Regions from separate parts of the Mus musculus genome. Here all the other regions are linked to region 4. A link is a loop called in an ENCODE intact Hi-C map of the cell type or tissue named here. Cell type or tissue: heart. All regions are shown on one strand.

The links. Peaks named below come from ENCODE experiments on the same cell type or tissue, not always from the same donor. Only the 100,000 strongest peaks of a DNase experiment are listed, where the experiment ranks them.
Region 1: a loop joins it to region 4, with 7 times the contacts of the local background. A loop is called at or near these places in 2 of 42 quality-filtered maps.
Region 2: a loop joins it to region 4, with 7 times the contacts of the local background. A loop is called at or near these places in 35 of 42 quality-filtered maps.
Region 3: it touches region 4 in a loop (2.4-fold over the local background); 10 of 42 quality-filtered maps call a loop at or near these places.

The regions. Positions count from the first base shown.
Region 1 is chr4:103,144,575-103,149,574 of GRCm38, forward strand. Mier1 (MEIR1 treanscription regulator) reads left to right here. Exons shown (of 13, transcript NM_001039081.2): 8 at 3,725-3,876; 9 at 4,550-4,631. Among named protein-coding and RNA genes, the nearest start is that of Mier1, 28 kb to the left of the region's middle. In heart, a CTCF peak has its summit at 1,973 (motif pointing left); no DNase peak of the experiment used is centred here.
Region 2 is chr4:102,478,675-102,483,674 of GRCm38, forward strand. All of the region lies in intron 1 of Pde4b (phosphodiesterase 4B, cAMP specific), which reads left to right. Among named protein-coding and RNA genes, the nearest start is that of Gm52668, 34 kb to the right of the region's middle. In heart, a CTCF peak has its summit at 2,605 (motif pointing left); no DNase peak of the experiment used is centred here.
Region 3 is chr4:102,314,388-102,319,387 of GRCm38, forward strand. All of the region lies in intron 1 of Pde4b (phosphodiesterase 4B, cAMP specific), which reads left to right. Among named protein-coding and RNA genes, the nearest start is that of Gm52669, 31 kb to the right of the region's middle. In heart, no CTCF peak of the experiment used is centred here; no DNase peak of the experiment used is centred here.
Region 4 is chr4:102,226,356-102,231,355 of GRCm38, forward strand. It overlaps a transcript of Pde4b not described here. Among named protein-coding and RNA genes, the nearest start is that of Pde4b, 26 kb to the right of the region's middle. In heart, CTCF peaks have their summits at 484 (motif pointing right) and 2,761 (motif pointing right); no DNase peak of the experiment used is centred here; H3K27ac peaks cover 509 bases.

The DNA of each region.
Region 1 (5,000 bases), 920 kb after region 4:
TCATTTTATTAGGTGTCTTAAATTTTTTTGCTACGAAGAAAGTAATGCCTGTATTTTGAAAGTTTCATATTAAGTGCTGAGAGTGTGGCTTAGTGGTAAACACTTTGTGTATGGTGTACATACCATACAAAGGCCCTAGGTTCACTCCCTAGGATACAAGACAAGCCTTTTAGTAGATGAAAGGAAAACGTAATAGTTTGGTATCATGATTAAGGATAATCTCGTCTTGTACTTGACCTTTTAATATATATAGTCAAATATCATAGTAAATAAATTAATAACTTCTACTTTTAAAACTATTGCCTAGTCCAGCTGGGCAGCAGTGGTGCACACCTTTAATTCCAACCCTTGGGAGGCAGAGACGGGTGGCTCTCTGTGAGTTCAAGTCCAGCCTAGTCCACAGAACTACACACAAAGCAAAACCAACCAAACGTACAAACAAAAATAATGTCTATTCTGGCTTAATGTTTTCCTGATTTTAGAAGTTAGTTGCGTGTAATTTATATGCAGTAAGGTATGAATTTGATGGGAAGCTTTTTTATTTCTGCCTTTTCCTTTTTTGAGATAGGGTTTCTTAGGGGTTCACTCTGGTCCAGGCTGGCCTGGAACTCACAGCAAATCCCCTGCCTCCGCCCCACAATTGCTGGGATCAAAGATGTGTGCTATCATGCCTGGCTTTCATTTGAGAAATGAAGTATACTTCGTGGATTAGGAAGAGCATCAGGATGCAGGGAAGTGACATTGCCCTGACATTGTCAAGAGGCAGCTGGTGGTCAGCACCTTCTGCCTTAACTTGAAGTTTCACAAGTTCACATTTTGAGGAGAGGGCAAATAATGTGAGTAGAAGGTATTGTATGAAGAAAGTTTAATAACTGAAAAAGAAATTCTGGCTTTAAAAAAATAAAAGATTTAATTCTTTGTAGTGTATCCTGAAAACATAAAGCAAATACCACTATTCCACATTACACTGTTAAAACTGAAGTTGGTGAAAGACATTGTTGATTAGTGCACTCCTGTTTGTTGTAAACCCTTGAGTGCTGAGACACAGCTTGATCTGTTATCTAGGCTAACCTAGAACTTGCTATTTTCCTGCTTGAAGCTCCCAAGTAGTTGAGATTACAGGTGTGTGTGCCACCATGCCTGGTTCTGATTTCCTTGCAGAAGTCCTTTATAGAGATGAAAGACCCCACCACCACCACGATGACTCCAGAAAGATGGCAGAATGTATGTCTGTCCTTGGATTTGTCTTTATTGGTCTCTTTCCCACTGGATATCACTCCTTAGAACTTACTGATACACACTCAGTAGGCATCTTCCTATGAAACCTGTATTTATTTTGGTTACAAAAATATCCTTGATTATACCTTCATTAACATTTATTTACATTTTTTATGTGAATTATGCTTGACAAAGTACACCTCTCTTGCTCTCTGTGGGAGTTGACTATAAGACTGCCTCTTCCTTGGCCCATGGACACCAAAACATATGTGACTCTCTTATGTGACTTGCTATGGAATTTGAATAGAGCCTATGGACATCCTCTCTCTTATGTTTAACTCATCTCTTGGTTATTATATAATGTAAATGCTCTATGAATCAGATTGCTTCTTAAGGAATAATAACAAAAGACAATTTTGTGGTCAGTGCAGACACAAACTTTTTTCTTTTAAATTTTCATCCTGTTGTTAATTAAGTACACAGATATAGAACCTGTTAAGTACTGTGGGTTCATTTTACTATCTGTTTATCACGCGATTCTTCATGTCCAGTGTATGATGTTTGTCACGTAGACTACATTTGTGTGCATATTGCCTATGCAGTGTGGATTTAGAGAGGCTCCAGTTGCTCGCAGCTCATGTTTATTAGTGACTCTATTGTAATTGTCTAAAGTGCATTGTGTTATTCTGAAATAATCAGAGCTCGCTGTTCAGCCAGCCTCACAGGAAGGAGGCTGACTTGTCATGTGGCGCCACCTGGTGACGGCCCTCTTCCCAGTTTAAGGATTTACAGAATATTGTCAGTGATTCCAAAAATATCTTCTAGGTTATATAGCTAGGAGAATCCTGGGATTCACACACCTAGCCCTTCACTTACTCTTGAAGACATGAGACAACCTATAAAACATAAAATGAGGACTCAATTCCCTTTGCAGAACAGAAAACAGAAATTTAGTACTCTGTCCAAATTCACTTATCAAGGCAGTCAACATATTTCAGTTTTGGCCTTTATTATGCTTAGCAGTTAGAAAAAGAAGGTAGAACATTTCTTTCCATATTGTCTTTTAAGAAGAGAAGTATAGGGCTGGAGAGATGGCTCAGTGGGTAAGAGTACCCGACTGCTCTTCCAAAGGTCTGGAGTTCAAATCCCAGCAACCACATGGTGGCTCACAACAAGATCTGACTCCCTCTTCTGGTGTGTCTGAAGACAGCTACAGTGTACTTACATGTAATAAATAAATCTTAAAAAAAAAAAAAAGAAGAAGAAGTATATATTGAGAGTACCAGGAATAGGTGGGTTTTTAAAGTACGTGTGAAGATGGAGGAAGAAGGTAGTGTATGTGAAACAATTGATACGTTGCCTATCATAGAAGAATTGCTTAATTAGCTGCTAATGCCTTTTTATAACACAAGGTATTTTGACAGCCATCCTGTGTCTTGTAAAGATTTTTATCAAGTGATTTTTCTGTTGAGATTTAAGTATTTGTTTCTTGTCTTTAAAAACAAAGGTCTTACGAGCTTTGTTGAACTAGATTTCCAATCTGCTATGCTGACACTGTCATATCTCCCTCTCCCATCCAGAATTGTCAGAAAGTTTTGGTTTTATTTCAGTTTCTATTTGCTTTTCCAGTCCCTCCCAGTGCTCGGCTCCGCACATCCTCATGTCCTTGTTAGTAAACCCAGCAGGCTTCTTTCTAACCCAGGTCACTCTAGGATTTAACCAGGCTTGAAAGTCACTCTTGGAAGCACTTGTCTTGCTCTTCTAGTACCACAAGTGTGGCACTGATTCAATTTCAAGCTGTGGCTTCTGGGTTTTACATGTGTCTGTGTCATTTAGCCTCATAAGGCACTGTCTTAGGTCATGTTCTAGTTTTATATTTTTAATTTTGCTGAGATTTAGGCTTTATTCTTGAGGGGGGGCAGTTAAGACAGGATTTCTCTATGAAGATCTGGCTATTCTGAAACTGTAGCCCAGGCTGGCCCTTAATTCATTGATCTACCTGTTTTCCCAATTCTGGGAATCAGGGTGTGTGCTGCCATTGCCCAGCTGACTTTCATCACTTGGGAAGCCAAGGCAGGAAGATCATAACTTGGAGGCCAACTTGGAATGCAATATCAAGACCCTGTCTCATAAAAAGAAAAAAAGTTATGGCTGCCACTTCTGTGAGTAAAGGCACTCTCATCAAACCTGATGACCAGTGAGCTCCACGTGCTAAGAGCTGGCTCCTGGGTGGTTGTGGTATCCCCCTTAATCCCAGCAGAGGCAGGTGAATTGGAGGCCAGCCTGGTCTACTAAGCAAGTTCTAGAATTGTCGAGGCTACACAGAAGAGAACTGTCTCAGGGTAGGGACATTTGTGTGGTGTGGCACATGCAAATACATACAGAGAAAACAAATGTCATTTTAAAAAATCGGAGTTATTTGTTTAGTGATATGTCTCCTATGTCCTACATGAATGAATTATGTTAATTTGGGGTAGTTTGATTAACATTTGTTTTCTTAATTTAGTGTATGAAAATGATGATCAGCTTCTGTGGGATCCAGAGTGTTTACCAGAAGAGAAAGTGGTTGTCTTTCTTAAGGATGCGTCTAGAAGGACAGGGGATGAGAAAGGTGTGGAAGCAATCCCTGAAGGCTCGCATATCAAAGACAATGAGCAGGTCCGTGAGTAAGGATAACGCCGTGGGTCTCCTCATAAAGGGCATTCCTCAGTGCGGGCGCTCGTCCACCGGGACTCCCTTATTACAGCGCCTACTGACTACTTTTAGTGTGCTTTTTTGGCTCCAGTAAACAGAAACCTTTCTTTGCCTGCATATACTTTTTGTAATGATTTTTAAAAGTGTTTTTTTTTAGATTTTCTTTTGTTTGTTTTCTATTCTCTCTGTGAGAATCCATGACTCTGATCAAGTTGGCCTTTGCATCTCACATAACCATTGTGTATATAGTCAGATTAATACTTCCATGAACCTAACATGAGAATAGTTTTAAAAACCTTTTTTTTCTCAACCTGTTTAAAATATTAGGAATCCAAGATGGCTCCAAAGAATTACAGCTTAAACAAAATATTTTATGTGAAATCAATATGTCAGTTACTGGGTTACTGTGGTCATCAAGTTACATACCCCTATATACACATATATTGTGCATAGCAAGAGGCATATAAAGTTAGAAATTCATTTTTTTCCTCGATGCTCTGTATGTTGCTCTCACTATAATTGGACCAGAAAGCCTGGAAACAAATACATGATTCAGAAAAATGTGCTCTTAAAAACCTGCATCGGCCTGAACTGTTCGTGATCGGTGAGTCTTATGTAAGCGCCTTTCTTTTCCTAGGCTTTATATGAGTTGGTTAAATGCAGCTTTGATACGGAAGAAGCCTTGAGAAGACTGAGATTTAATGTCAAAGCAGCTCGAGGTGAGCACGCACTAGACCTTTGTTACGTGACTTGGCAGAAATTTTAAATTTTAGGCTTTTTAGTTTTCCTGAATGTGTCTCAGCTTACTAATTCTAGTCTTTCTGAATTCAGTAGACACTTACAGAGAAAGTATCACTCAAATTGTTATAGGGAATGGGATTAAAATTGTTCTCTTATGCAAAATCGGCATTTAAGTGTAAGTCTAAAGTATACAATACCTTACAAAACATATTTAAAGATTTTTGTCTTTGATCTTTATAATAGCCCAATGACCTAAGTACTATAACACCTACTGCCTAACTTTAGAATTATGAGTCTGGGCTAGTGAGATGGCCCAGGGGCAAAAGTGGTTGTGCCTCAAGCCTAAT
Region 2 (5,000 bases), 250 kb after region 4:
AGGGTTTGGCCTGCTCCTCAATCAAAGCAGCCTGAGGCTGAATTCTTCAGAACAGAGGAAGGGTGCTGTGAGTAGATGTGTCGGGGGCCACAGAAAGAAGGTTAGAATTTACTCTTGGGACTACATCATGATTTTACTTTTGTGTTAGATTGATCATGTTTCTCTGTCTCTCTGTCTCTTTGTGTGTCTGTGGGGGTGTGTGTGCATGTGTATACAAGGTGTTCTATGTTCTTGAGGAGCAGGGTCCCCCTGGGGACCAATGAGCAGAGAAGAGTCACACAGGACAAATGCTTTGATAGACACAAACAAACACCTGGATATCGGTACAGGTGCAGCTGTGAGGGGCGGTAACACTCGCAGAAGAGGAAAAGCGTGGAAAAAGCTGACTCAGCAACTTAGCAATCATTGCAGAATATAGACTCGACTATTGTCTGACCCAGTTCTCCAGTTAAAAGCAAGTGTGGAAATGGAGAGATGGCAGGATCCAATGATACCCTGTCACGACCCCTGCTCTATCTTAGCTCAGATACCATCTGAAGAAAGCAGATGGCGCCTCTGTGGGGAATCAGGAGAGGGCTCTTAACCATATAGGGTGAACGTGCTCAGCACACTATTGAGGGTTTTTTTCATGGCATTAATGTTATCTACACATATCATTTTTTGATTATAATTTTCTATTGCTAATTCTTCCTTAAGGGACCCTTTTCTATGTTGCTTTAACCACAGAGTAAGAACCATGCCTTGTTTTAGAGAGGGTGCTACTAAATGTTTGCTGAGTGCCCTTCGGCACCATTACTGCAGATTCACACTTAAAAATCTTTTTCTGTTAAGAAAACATCCACGAGACGTCTCATCTTAGAGGCACCCCAGAGATCTTTTCCCTCACAGATCCATTTCATATTGAAGTGTGGGGTCAGAGTACAGGGAGCCCCTGTTTCGGTGTATTCCCTCCAGAGTGGGCACTAGAAGCCAGATCCCCCCGAGCCAGAGCTCTTCAGCATTCCAGCACTATCCCTGGTAAAGTCTATGTGGAATTATTGCCAATTAATGCAACTTTCCAACCTCCTGGGGAAGAAAAACACATCAGTAGGAAGCTGCTTCTAGAATGCAGATGAGCTGACCACTAGACTTCTCCTCATGGTGTCTGGAAGGAGAGTCATAGACTCTAGAAGTGGATTCTCAAGGCAACATGGCACGAGTCTGTTGTTACTATGCCCAGAGAAGTTCTGCTCTGCCTAGGGCATGGACTCATCATCATGATGTCTGTGCTTTTGTACAGTTAAGCTTTTCGTTAGGAAAGCCACCGGTTGGTTCTATAAATGTGGATCTCTGTTACTGTGAGTAGAGGCGAGGATCCCTGTCTAGCTTCTCTTCTACAGGACCAGAGAGAAGTACTGGCCAGTGTAAATATCAAGGAAATAGTCAAATGGTTATTTTTACTTTTCAAATGTTAAGCAAGTGTTTGAAGATGTTAATCTAAGTATAAATGGGGGGAAAAACTTTTCTAATAGAACATTGATGAGACTGGTTTTTTTTTTTTGGTTGTGTGAACAACATTCCCACATATATATAATATGTGTACAAACTCTAGACACTGATGCTCCTAGGGTGGCATTCTCAGGTGTTGTGGGGAGGATGGGGAAGGAAGGTTAATGTCAGAGGATTAGATCAGCTCGACTCAAGTACTCCACTGCAGTCTTTGACTGACAAACATTTTGACCCAAGTGGATCGGCCTGTCAGATAAGAGATGTCAACTGTGGGATTCTTGCATTCATCCAACAACTATGTATGTGTGTTCTGATATGAGAGTCAGCTCCAGGTTCTAGAAATACAGAAATGAATTAAGGCATAAGTCTTGCTTCTAGGAGGCTGTGGTCTGAAGGAAGAAAGATCACTAAGCCCAGGAAGACAGTCCAACATGACAAACTCTGAGACAAAAATGCCTTGTGGAGGAAAGGGCCTAGGGCACAGATTATATAACAGTATAATAATAAAAAAAAAAGAGGTCACTTCAAATGAAGTTGTATACTTTAGAGCCTTCGTTCTTTCCCTCTTTCAAATAGGTCACAAGGAATAAGCCTAGCAAACTGTGAGGATTAAATGATGCAGATGATGCTCGGTGAGTTGCTTTAAAAAAGACAGCAGAAGGAAAAGCGGAGCTCAGTCCCCAGGGCAGTGTGCAGCTCTGCTGACCCGAGCGCTTAAATCTTTTTTCATAGAGTTTGTCTTTCCAGTGGGAAGATTTGTTAGAGTCCGTCAAAGGAACTCAGCTAGAGACCGTTTCCACTGAATCAGAACTGACCTATCCCTAGGACTCTGCTTTATGGCTCTTCATTACAGACAGCAGGCTTGTGCAGGTAATTGGGAGTCAGGACAGCATCCCCCTAGGGACAATGGCAAGGCCATTCAGTGGCCTCCCAGTTCAGCTTGAATTCCTGAAGGCAGAGCTGCTCCTGGTTTAATCAAAGGCTTCATGCACACCTTGCACTTCTCTTCTTTATCTCTGATTTTTTTCCTTCCAGGCTCAGGAAGTTTGACTTCTCATCTTCCTTCAAGGGCTTAAATTGGAGGCCAGGAAACCATGAGAAACAGTGGTGCCTTCTGCCATCTGCTGGCTCCTTCTTGTCACCAGCCCAAAGTTGGCTTAGCAAAGATTCCAAGGGATGAGAGGCGACACTGTCAGAGGAGGTGTGAGGCAGATGATGACCCTGCTTTACCACAAAGCCTACTGAAGCTGGTAGTGTGGTACTCCATAAGCTTGTTTTAGGGAAAACACAATTGTGTTTCTTTCAGATTTTATTCTTACATCATTACCACATCAGACTCATCAAGGAAAGTCACATTCTTTATGGATCCATTTGAAGGCAACAACAGAAGTCAATGCTAAAGATGACAGAAGCAAGGGTAGGGAGTGAGAAGGAGAAAGAGGCCAGGAGAAACATGTTTCAGTGGATGCCAGTAGTCTTTAATTGGTTCAGGAAACACTTTTTTCCCAAAGGATCTGTTATTTGCAAGATTCTGACCCAAATATCTGGGACACAAAAACAGGTAATATTGCCTCCCTTGACTATGACAATGCATTGGGAAGCATTCAAATAAATGGAGAATTAAACAGAGACCTGCAGGTATTCTCATGCTATAGTTAGTCCAGCATATCCATGGGTTTTAGGATGTAGTCAATCGTGGCTAGAAAACAGTTGGGGAAATATGTATCTGTAACAAATATGTACAGACTATATTTTCTTACTGTGCCTTAAAGAATGGAGTATAGTAACTGTGTACCTAAATTTGCGTTGCATTTTATATAATACATAAGCCCTAAAATGATTGGAGTTACACAGGAGGAGCTGTGGAGATTACATGTCAATACTAAGCCATTTCATAAAAGGGACCTAAGCACCCACATCTTTGGGGTTTGGAATGGGATGGGTGTTTCTGGAATTGAGCTCTTGGGAACAGCAAAAACAATTGTTCTACATAAAGAACTGTGAGGGAGCACAGAGGAGAGGCGGCCATCAGTGTGGCACTGCGGTGCCAGAGAGGATCCCTGGAAAAGGTGATCCAAGATGATATTAGAATAGAGCCTTGTACTAGAGGCAGCAGTGGGAAAGGCTGCCAGTTCCAGGAATGTCACTACTGCCCAAGCAGCAGAGATCTCCCACTAAGCAGAAAACAGCTGTTAAAGCTTTAGATATTAGACAAAATTCCCTTGGCTGTGTAGGGATGCCAATGGGACCAGGAGAAGCAGGCCCAACCAAGTAGAGAGGCTGCATACAATGCTCTGGAGATGGGTGAGCAAGCCTGCTAGGATAGGTCTCTTGTCCTGGAAGGAAGGTGTCTTTAACCAGTCCTCGTGTTGGACATGGACAACCTCTTCCTTACAAGCATATGGCTACTCACAAAGTCAGAAATGTATATGCTGCATCCTCCAAATTCACCTGAAATGTCAATGTAACTTCACGAATGGTAGATGTTCAACCTTAACTACACCAGCACCAGTACTACTTGGAATCACAAATACAGTCACCAAACGTAAGATGGTTCTGAAAATTGTGGTATAGCTTGCTAGATGAACAATTCAGCAGTACATGGGAAGTTGTAATTCTAGAAGCCACAGTGAATGGTAAAAGCTTCTAAAAATCTATATTCAAATCAATATGAAAAATGTTCAGATGGGGGCTGGGAAGAGAGCTCAGCTCGTAGATTGCTTGCCGTGGAGGGATACGGACCTGAGTTTGGAGCCTCAGAACCAATGTAAAACCTTGGTGAAGAAACAGTATGTGTCTGTAAGTGCATCGTTAGAGTAGAGGTAGGGGTAGAGACAGGCAGAGAGCCCTGGAAGTACCCTGGTAAATAGAGAACAACCGAGAAAGGCATCTGCCATTGACCTCTGGCTTCTGCATGCATGTGATGGTGGGTAACCACCCCCCCCAACACATACATGCACACCATTCACTCATCCACATACACAATATAGACATATTGTGTGTACACATATATACACATACATACACGTGGATAGAAAATACTGAACTACTAGCAATGGCACTTTTCTTCTTCTATCTATGTTTTATAGAGCTTTCTTATACTGCTTATATAATGCTTGAATCTAAAGAAGCCTAAACTTGAAATGTGTGTCCTGATCAAGGCAGAGACAGGAAATGCCCTAGATAAATGACACTGTTTATGTGTTTGTTTCTACCATTGCGGGTTCCCTTTTCTTCCTGATTGTATTCTGGTTTGTGTGGTATATTCATTTCACTTGTTAAAGCCCCCTTCAGTCTTTCTCTTGGCCATCGCTGCCCCCTTGCTCCCTTGATCTGTGGGATGTATTGTGATGTCTGCCCACTAATTTTTGCTGTGACTGGGGCTGGTGTCTGGTTGGTGATTCACGTTTGTTCCGAAGCCGAACATCTGTGCTGGTTGCTTTGAAACAGTGCCCCAGGGAATGTGAAAGGCCCTTTGTCTCACTGAAACTTCTTCTCTACAACTGAGACCT
Region 3 (5,000 bases), 88 kb after region 4:
AGCATTTGAAATGTAAATGAAGAAAATACCTAATTAAAAAAATAAATTAAAAAAAAAAGGCTGTCCCCATCCCAGGAATTGATAGCCCTGTTGGGGCAGCTTGCCTCTATCCAGACATTATTAACACAATGATCAGCCAGCATCATTTAGTGTTTACTTGTGCACAGTGCTCCAAGTAGATACCATTCATTTTGTACCCTAATGGCTTTGTATGTTTGACAGATACAAATTAAAACCTTCACAAAATTGTGAAAAATGTGTCCAGTTCCTTAGTGGGAATGACAAAATGTTAGTCCAAGAAAAGAAGGTAGACAACATTTCTTTAGGTAGTTTTGTGCTCTGACCATCCTCTGGAATTACGTAATGTGGCCCTTTTGGGACTCAAATGATCCTTTCACAGGGGTCAAATATCAGATATCCAGCATATCAGATATTTGCGTTATGATTCATAAAAGTAGCAAAATTACAGTTAATGAAGTAGTAACAAAACAATTTTATGGTTGGGGGTCACCACGACATGATGATCTGTACTTAAGGGTTGCAGCACTAAGAGGTTTGAGAACTCCAAGCCTATAGATTAAAAATCTTACTAGCTTCTGTAACCCATACTGATACAAGTATTCAAAGGTGATGAGTGCTGTTGTATGTATGTATGTATGTATGTATGTATGTATGTATTTATTTATTTATTTGGTAACTCTACATGAAGCCAGGCAAAAGTTTTTCTTTAATTTATTTCTCAGGCTGGTACTTAATTCTCAAAAGCTCTTAAGTTCAGTGTCTGTAAAGCAATCCAAATACTATACTGTTGTCCTGATCCTTGAAAACAGGTTGGCCATGCTTAGCTACAGACTCACAATCTAAATGCTGCCAGGTTTTACAAATCAGTGCTCTTCCTAATATTACAGTGAGTTGCACCTTAGAAACCAATGTCATGAGCTGCCTACTTTAACAATTCAACTTAATATTCTACCCATTCATTCATCCGCTCGTACCACAGTCATTGTTATCTAAATGATGACTTAAGAAACAATCATTTTGAAATTGTAGACTTGTGATGACAGTAAACACAAAGCTAAGAATAATTGCAGAACTGGGACCTGACTGAAGCAATGGAGTCTGAGTGCTGTATTCTTTTTGGTGGGGAGACACAGAGTAACATGTATTCACCACACAAAGGGCTGACAGACTGAAAAACAGATTCCATCCAAGTCCACCTTAATGAACCAGTAAATCTCTAGGGGTTGCTAATAGAAGCCTAGATGAGGGGGTAATTGTAGGATCATGGGTGACTCAAAGATAGCTGCAGCACTGAAGAATCTCATTCCTGCCTCGGGCTATGACTAATGAAAGTGTCACCCAAGAAATGTCCCAGTCTCTAGCCAACCCTCTTTTCCTATGTTCTCTAGAACCCACCACATGCAGCTGGACAGGAGGGAGTGACATCTCAGGGAAGGGTAGGGTGGCCCTCTCCCCACTTAGACTAAGAGAGACTCTAAACAGCATCATTACTATTACCTTAGAGCTAGCTATCACGATCACTCTCTGCTTGTTGGCATGATTGTTGATTAGAGTATACCATAGGTCATTGTGGCAACTCTGCTTTGTGAGAGTAGATGGCTGTTCTGCAGCCAGCGAAAGTTAACTTCACTATACCAATGGGAACGGCTTCAAGACAAGGGTGAGCAGGAGGTACCTGAGTCAGGAGTGAAAGGGAAAACTATTCTTTACAGAAGATAGAAGAGATTCCTTTATAATAATGTTTAACTGACACCAGGTAATTAAGCAACTGGTTAAAATGTTACTGCATAGCCAAGACTGGGCCATGTGCCAAAGGAACTCAATTTGGAATCTGGAAAATAGAATGAGTTAAAGTGACCTCTTACAAACCTTGGAAACTAGCACAGAGAAAATTTGGTATTTGATTTTCATTGAACTCCTAATTGGTCAGGATTGATATTTTTATAAAAGATGTTGCAATCAGAATGTTATGAAAACTTTGATGTTTATATAAATGGCTTTCAGTGTTTCTGACAGGGACACTTTTCAAGTCATCTTTAACAGACACTGAGTTATAAAATCCAGTATTTAGGGGTAATTCAAATAATAGATTGAGTTTGTTTAATTCAGATCAAACCCATTGCATATTCTATTACTCTGGGATCTTTTTCTTCTTGCAATGGAAGAAATATGTTTTTCTTTTGTGATTCCAGAATGGTTTATGAGACTAGAGATTTGATCAAGAAATGTTTATTAAAAGATCAGTTGTGTAGATAGATGAGTGAATATCACTAAATATATAAAAACTCTTGCTCTCATGGGGAAGTTGCTACACATTAAACAGATGTTAAAATTATGAATTCTGCCTTGACTCGTTGCATACACATTCTATATACAAAGGCTGTCAGAAGAACCTTGTTTCCATATGAAGTAAAAACCTTCTAAGCTCTTAGGCCCTGGTAACGACAGCTGCTCCAGAGCAAGGCGTTTGGAGAGAATATCTTATTTCTCAAACAATTCAAATGGTATAGCTGAGCTCTGAAAGTCTGGAGTGCAGAGCACCTGCATGGCTGCTTTCCACCTGATGCTTGCTTGCTTCCATTTTACTTGACTGTTTAAGATAGATTATGCCATGTAACTTAGGCATTTGCCAGACTCACGTGCTTCCTGTCTCCACCTCCCCAAATGCTGGGACTACAGGCATGTGCTTCTGCCTCTCTTCTCACCCCACCCTCTTTTCTGAGAGTCCAGGAGTGTCTGGAGTCTGTTTTTGTTAACACGACTGTGACTTTGAACTTCCTGAGGCACTAAGTTGTCTCTGTACTACTTTGTCTCCTGGTTCCCTTCCAAACTTGGAAAATGTTGAGTACTTGGGGAAATTATTTAAGATCTTGACCCAGTAGACACACACACTTTGCTAAGCCTGAGGCAAAAGGAAAATAAGGGATCATGCAGGTGTTCATTAGCAACTCTGTTCACCTCGCCAGCATTTCTCATGGGATCTCCTTCAGTTCTTTCCCTGCCTTCAGTTTTCTTTGCCCTGGGTGTCGTAGAATTAGCTAGGTATTTTGCCCCCAATGTCCCATAAGCCCTCCAGCTCTAGTGGTACTATCTAAAATACTACTATGGAAAAAATTTCAAGTTCTATAGAGACTTAGGAACAATTATATATATTGGATATATATAGGAACAATGTATATATATATATACACACACACACATATATATATATATACATATATATACACATATACATATATATATGTGTGTATACACAAATATGTGTGTGTATGTATAATTGGGCAAAACAGTAAAGTGCTTAATTTTTTCATTTTGGAATGTTCATTTCTCAAAATTTAAAATAGGAAATTTCTAAATGTGTTAAAATAAATGAACTATAAATACCCAAATCAAATGCTTTCATAGAAGATGTTCTTACATAAAGCATGCTAATCCATTTCATATGAGTTTTTCTGAAATGGGCAGTCCTTTGCTCTTTAGTTAGAATAGCGTTTGGAAGCGGACAGAATGGACAACAGGCTGTTGCTCTACTGAAAGCCGAGACAGTGGTTTTCTCCTGAGAGTTATGAGCAATCTGTGCACCAAGCCTGAGCTCTGATCCAATGGAATTAGATTTTCAAGTGCACATTTACCTGCATTTCTGGTTTCACTTAAAATCACTTCTCAGCTTTTGTCAGTGAGAGACACAGCTAAGACTGAACACAGCCCACATGGTGCTAGTGAGTTGAAGCTAATGAAGGAACTGGCAATGAAGGCATGGTTAGTGTGCCGAACAAAGCTCTGGTTAGTGAAGAGACACCAAGAAACCAACAACAGTGGTAAGAAGTCAGTTTGCAGAGACACAAAGTAAAACAGCGTCGCTGGGAATACTCTGAAGCCAAGGAGATGGGCCGCCCAGCAGAGCGTGCATGTTGGCCATGCTCGTTCAGGAAATAGTGGAGAAGGATTATAGGAAAGCAAGCCTGAGCGAGCCCAGAGCCTAGGACTCAAACACCAAGGGCTTTGACATCCTTTACCCTTCGGTTTCCTGCTTGGGGCTTAACGTAAGTGAACTCTACAGGGAAGCCACATGCCATCCCCTTAGTCGATCGGCAGTGTCCTCACTGGTCCATTTCCTCCAGCTTTACTGTTTTCTTGCATTTTGAAAATTACCGTATTCCTGTACATAGATGGGACCATAAAAGCCATATAGTTGCAGCATGTTATTGATCTACTGGACTCTGCCGTCTGGTCTCCTATCCATAGTACAATGCCACACTGCATGTTTAACTAAGTGCCAACTCATAGCTATGAGTTGAATTTATTAAAAAAATGTATTCTGGGACTAGAGAGATGGCTCAGCAGATAGAGGCGAATGCTGCCAAAGCTAACAGCCTTACTTCGTCCACATGACCCACATTGGAGAAAGAGAACGGATTTCTGCAAGCGTCTTCTGACTTCCACACAGGAGTGCATGCACACCTACACTAATGCCTCATACACTCGTCTATGTGCCCCCACACAAAAACAAATAAATGTAACAAGAAAAAAAATGTTGTTCTCTGAATACACTGCATTTCTTCACTGTTTCTGGCCAAAGCAGAGACTAAATATTTTTTTCAGAGATTTTTGCAGTTTTTTCTAGAAACCTAATTTTGTTCTTTCTATTTTACAACTATGCAATGCAAATTTTGAGAATAAAGTGAACATTTTGATTATTTTTTCCTTTTTTTAAAAATGTATTCTTTGAGAATTTCAGGCAGTATATTTATCATATTCTTTCCCATTTCCACAACCCCTCCCAGAGCCTCCCTGTTCCTGCCCACTTAACTCCCTCTTTTTTTCTCACTCTCAAAAACAAAAATAAAATAAAAACGCCACTAAAAACCACATAATCTATTTTAGCTACTTCTGAGAATAGGACCACACTAAAGGATGGTTGATATATCCAGTTATTCTAGGGAAGAAAATTGATTTTTTTTCCTCTTTCAGCCACTTTG
Region 4 (5,000 bases):
GATTCTTCCATCAGGGACTGCCTTCAGTAGCACGTTCCTCACAGTAAGTGCATGCGATGATGGGTGTGAAGAACCTACATCCTACTCCTTTAGTCTCAGCAATGGTATGGAGAGGAAGATTGCAGTGGGCACAGTATCTATGAGCAGAGACTCCCAGTCCTTCTGGATTTTATGCATTCATCCCCCCATTTAAGTAAACTCATTGCATCTGCATTAGCAATAAATATGATGTACATGTGCCCTCTATGATGGTAATTTCAAGCCAGCTGTCTTCAAAACACTATAAAGCCATGCCTGCGAGTAATTAAAATGGTTCTAGGATGGTTTCTCTAGGCATGGGGTAAGCTGACAAATGAGAGGCAGATAACTCTTGTGATGTTTGTATCACTGATGCTTTTGACTCTTGGATCCCACTTCTGATTGTGAGCATGCTGTTCAGTACTTCATCTGGAAAAAGTTACCTTTGTAATTATGTAGATAGATAAGCAAATAAAGTGTTTGCCTGTTTTATTTTCCAACACTAGAGGGCAGCATGGTTGCACTGTTTATTTCCTAGAGCCTCAACAAAGTTGTGTGTGTGTGTGTGTGTGTGTGTGTGTGTGTGTGTGTGTCTTTAAATGCAGGGGCTATTCATCACTTACATGACATTCATTTTCATACACAATGCTAAAGCATTACCCTTTGATGAGCTTTTATTCACATTTCAGGTTTGCTTTATTGTTCCTGACTGTAACAATTGTCCAGTTCTAAGCAGATGACTAGGTATGCCTGTGTTTTATAGTATTCGCTTAGATTGCACTTTTCAATTATGCTCCGGGGACGTAGAGGGGAGGTGGGCTGCTTGAACATCCAGGATGAGCAACTCACAGTGCGACTGAGCTTCCTATCAGATATGTCACACGTGTCAGCAAGAGCCGAAAACGGCGGCCAGGTATTCTGGCAGGTTCCAAGGAAAGAATTTATTTGAAGGTGTGGTGTAGAGATTCAATATTAGCAATAATAAGTACTGTTGTAGGTTACTATTATCCTAGAAGATTCAGCCTTACTTATGGTTTAGAAAACTTTTGAAAAGTAGATATTATTTTCTTCATTTTTAGGGATGGGAAGGAAGGCAGGAACTTGGCTCGTTCATCTCTTGACGTTCATCTCAGTGCAGCACCGGTGACCAAAAGACATGCTTTCCCCACTACTCCACACTGCCTCTCCACCATCAGTATAGGTCTGAATTCAATGACTGAATGAGACAGTAATGTGATTCATTCAAAAGTCCCCATCTTCTAATACATCGAGTTCATGGCTTTGGCTTCCCTAAGCATAATATGATGCATCACGTGTGCCGTATTTTATTACTGCATCCATGGGTGCACTACTTATGTCTTTTCTCAGGGCCTGGAATGCTGACCTCAAGAGAACTTTGCAGATGATCCCGGAAGACTGCTGTACCTTTTCAGAGCTACAGTCCCACTGTTCCCTTGAATCAAGAACTTGAGTGGGGTACTTGCTTGTAACTTTAATTTTTTTAAGATCTATTTTTAACGGTGGTTCTTAAACGATTTAAACTCCTTTCTAGCTCACCACCCTCCAGAGATAGTGGAAAAGAAAGGATACCCGGGAAGTGGACCTGTTTAAGAAGGGTTCTTTGGAGCAACTCCCGTCTGTATTGTTTGGAAATCCGCAGTTCAGTTCACAGGTCAGCAGCAGCAGCTTGATCCATTTGCAAACATTTCACAGATACACCAGCAGTCCAGCTTGGCAGAATTGGGTTAGCAACAGCAGTGATGTGATCTAGCAGAGATAGCCAGGCCTCCGCCTGGCACAAGTCAACAAGAGGGACCAGGAGGAACATCAGGAGAAGTTCTTGGCTGTGCCTCTCTCAGTAAAGATCAGTGCAGACTAGAGACCAACAAGGGTTGCACAAGCTAGCTCCATAAGCAAGCCTAGCTCTGCCTCTGTCACTGGTGGTTGAGTCCTCTTTATACGTCCTCCAAACCTCCTGTGTCCTCCATGAGTTTTGCCTCAGCATGTGAGTCTGTCTCAGCTGACATCACTTTCCCAATCAGCCTGAGTCCAAAGAAGTAGCAATAAACTGTAGCATACCACCAGAACTTTTTTGGTGTATTTCTCTGTATGGTATCCTGACAAATGCAGTTCAACTATGCAATGTAAGATGGACCAATACATGTGTGTTGTTAGCAAAGAATCCTTCATCACGTGTCCTTTCATGTGCTTGCTTTAGCAGAACATCCTCTCTCCTGTGTCTGCTTCAGTGAAACGTTCCTTCACGAGTCTGCCTTAGCCTTTCATGTGTATCCACTTTAATGAAACGTCCCTTCATGTGTTTGCCCCAGCAAAACACCATTCAACGTGAATGATTTTCCAAAAACCCTTTAAAGTTTCCACTTCAGATTTTAGTCTCTCATTACTGTTTTCTGGTTTTGGGGCATTGAACAAACTTCCTCAAACTCAAAATTGTCATCTTTAAGGGAAATAAAGGTAAAAATAAATGTTGTTTCTCAGGACTGTGAAGGATATATTTGTGTATATATGTGAATATGCATATATTTTACACACATGTACACTTACACAGAGAGATAGACAGATAAAGAGAGACAGGCACATACAGAGCAAGAGAGTGAGAGAGACAGACAGACAGATGGACAGACCGACTGACAGAAATATTTTGAGAATATTTTAAACAAAGTGCCCCCAAACTCCACTCAAAAGCCTTCTGCAACTTTGAGCAGTGTCCCCGGAGGCCACTAGGTGTCTCTAGAAAGCTTGAAGTTAGGGAAGAAGAAACCAAAAAAAAAAAAAAAAAAAAAAAAAAAATCTACTGAACAGACTTCACAAACTGAAGCTCTGTGAAATCATGGAGTCCTTGCAGTCACTCCTTCCTCACTCTGAGGGAAGCTTCCAGTTCAGAGCTGCCTGCACTTTTGATTTACCTAGTTATCTCAACTCAGCAAGCGTCGATTGGGTATTTGGATGCACTAGGGAAGTAGCTGCTGTTGTTAAGGGCATACAAAATATACCGTTACAGGCACTACAGACTGAGTGATGAGAAAAAGAGAGACTAATGTTTTGTCCCAAAGCTTCTCTGCCAAGATGGCATATGTAGAACATACCAGCCGTATGGAGAAAGTATAATGATTGCCAAGGAAAAATAAAGCCTGCAGGTTAGAGATTAGGGAGAGCCACTTTCTGGAGAGACACAGAAAGCTGCCTTCGAGGAGGTAAAAACTGAGCAGAGATCTAGATGAGGTAATTAATGAGCCACTGAGAGACTCACAAAAGTAAAAGGGACCAGAAAGTCAAGGGCTTTCAAATGAAGGAGTGTGCTTGACATGTTTGTAAAACAGAGAGGAGGTCAGGACAGTCCATGCCAACTGTAGGAGGTTTCTATATAATTCGCTGCCTCTTGAGAGATAATATTTATTATAAAATTATAATTTTATAGTTCTTCCTTAATCGGCATTCATAATCAGATTAATGATAGTAATTAGTACTTCCAGAGTACTTTGCTATCTGCTAGGTTCAACCCTACAACCTTGACAAGTAAATGTAACCGCTTGCTGTCGTTCAGAGACTTTAACAGCAGCTCTCTTTCGGCAACACCCACAGTGAGCTGGTTATGTGGTACTTTCATTTCCAAGTGCAGGTGCAGGGTCATCCCAGGGATGAAAATGCATAAGCATGCGGTGCGGCTCCTCGAGTCTCTAAGAGGGATTCTGTGTACTGTGCACCATGAAGGAAAGGCTTGGTTTCATTTAGGGAGGAGGATGACAGTGGAGGCAGAAAGAGCATCGACTTGCAGAAACAGAGGCATGGGAGCTCAGATGAGCACGGAGTACACAGGAATTGGTCTGCAGTTAGTTGTGACTGAGTGTCTGTAACAGACAATATCAGAGTTTGCCCCTTCTCTACTGCATAGGGAGGTCTGCTTCTGCAATGTCAGATGCCTTCCAGCGATGCCTGATTGGGCAGAGGTGGAAACTTGACCCAAATGTACTAAGGGACGTTTGCCTTATGGGAGTTATCTTAAACATAGACCGTGTGACTGGATAACATTTTCTCTTTCAAGCCTGGAGCAAGTACTGAGATTTGCTATTCCATGCAGGTACTCAAAGCAAGCAGGTTACCCACAGTGGATGTTCAAGAAGTCATTTGAGATACTCTGGAAACCGATTAGGGGGGATCCACTGAAATAGAAATCTAGAGCAAGGGAAGATAAGAACCAGACTGAAGTACTATAGGGTCTAAACAACAAACTGGGGCAGGAGGTCTGTAGGTTCTATTTCAATTGGTTTCCACTTCTTTTGCCTCAGCCAAGTTTTTAATTGGGTTCTACATTTCCAATAAATGTATTTAATTCAAAGCCACATGATAGGCTAGTCAGCCATTTAAAGCCATATTTTTAAATAATATTCACTGCTATGAAAATGTGTCAAGACTATATCACTCTTAAGTTAAAATAAGCTGTAAAATGTTATGATAATACCAGGAATTTCAAAATTCAGGAGAGTGCTCTAGAGCCCAGAGAGGGCAGAGTACTGACTTAGGATATGATACAGAAGTGTCTTGGAACCAGAGGCAGCCCAGGGTAAGGTATCTAGGGAGGGAGAGCCATAGTAGACAGCCATGGGGGAGGGTTCAGTCAAAGATGTATTGACCTAATGCTTGTTGTTGCAGATAGCAGTGGACCCTTAGAGGAAGCCAAGAGACAACTTGTAGCTATAAATAGCATTCCCACAGAGGAAAATGACATCTCGGCCCTTCCACAACTTAGTCATCTCTTGAACATTGTACAAAGAAAAGTGACCCAAACAACAACAGCAAAAAAAACCTCAACAAACAAACTAACTTGAGAAGTGCATGTCCTACAGCAAAAACAACAACAGGAAAAATGGAGACAAGGCATTGCCAGAAATTAGTAACCTCACAAGTTTCCATTGTGTTCTGTTCAGATGAGCTCACTCTTAAAGGGACAGTCTTACATAATT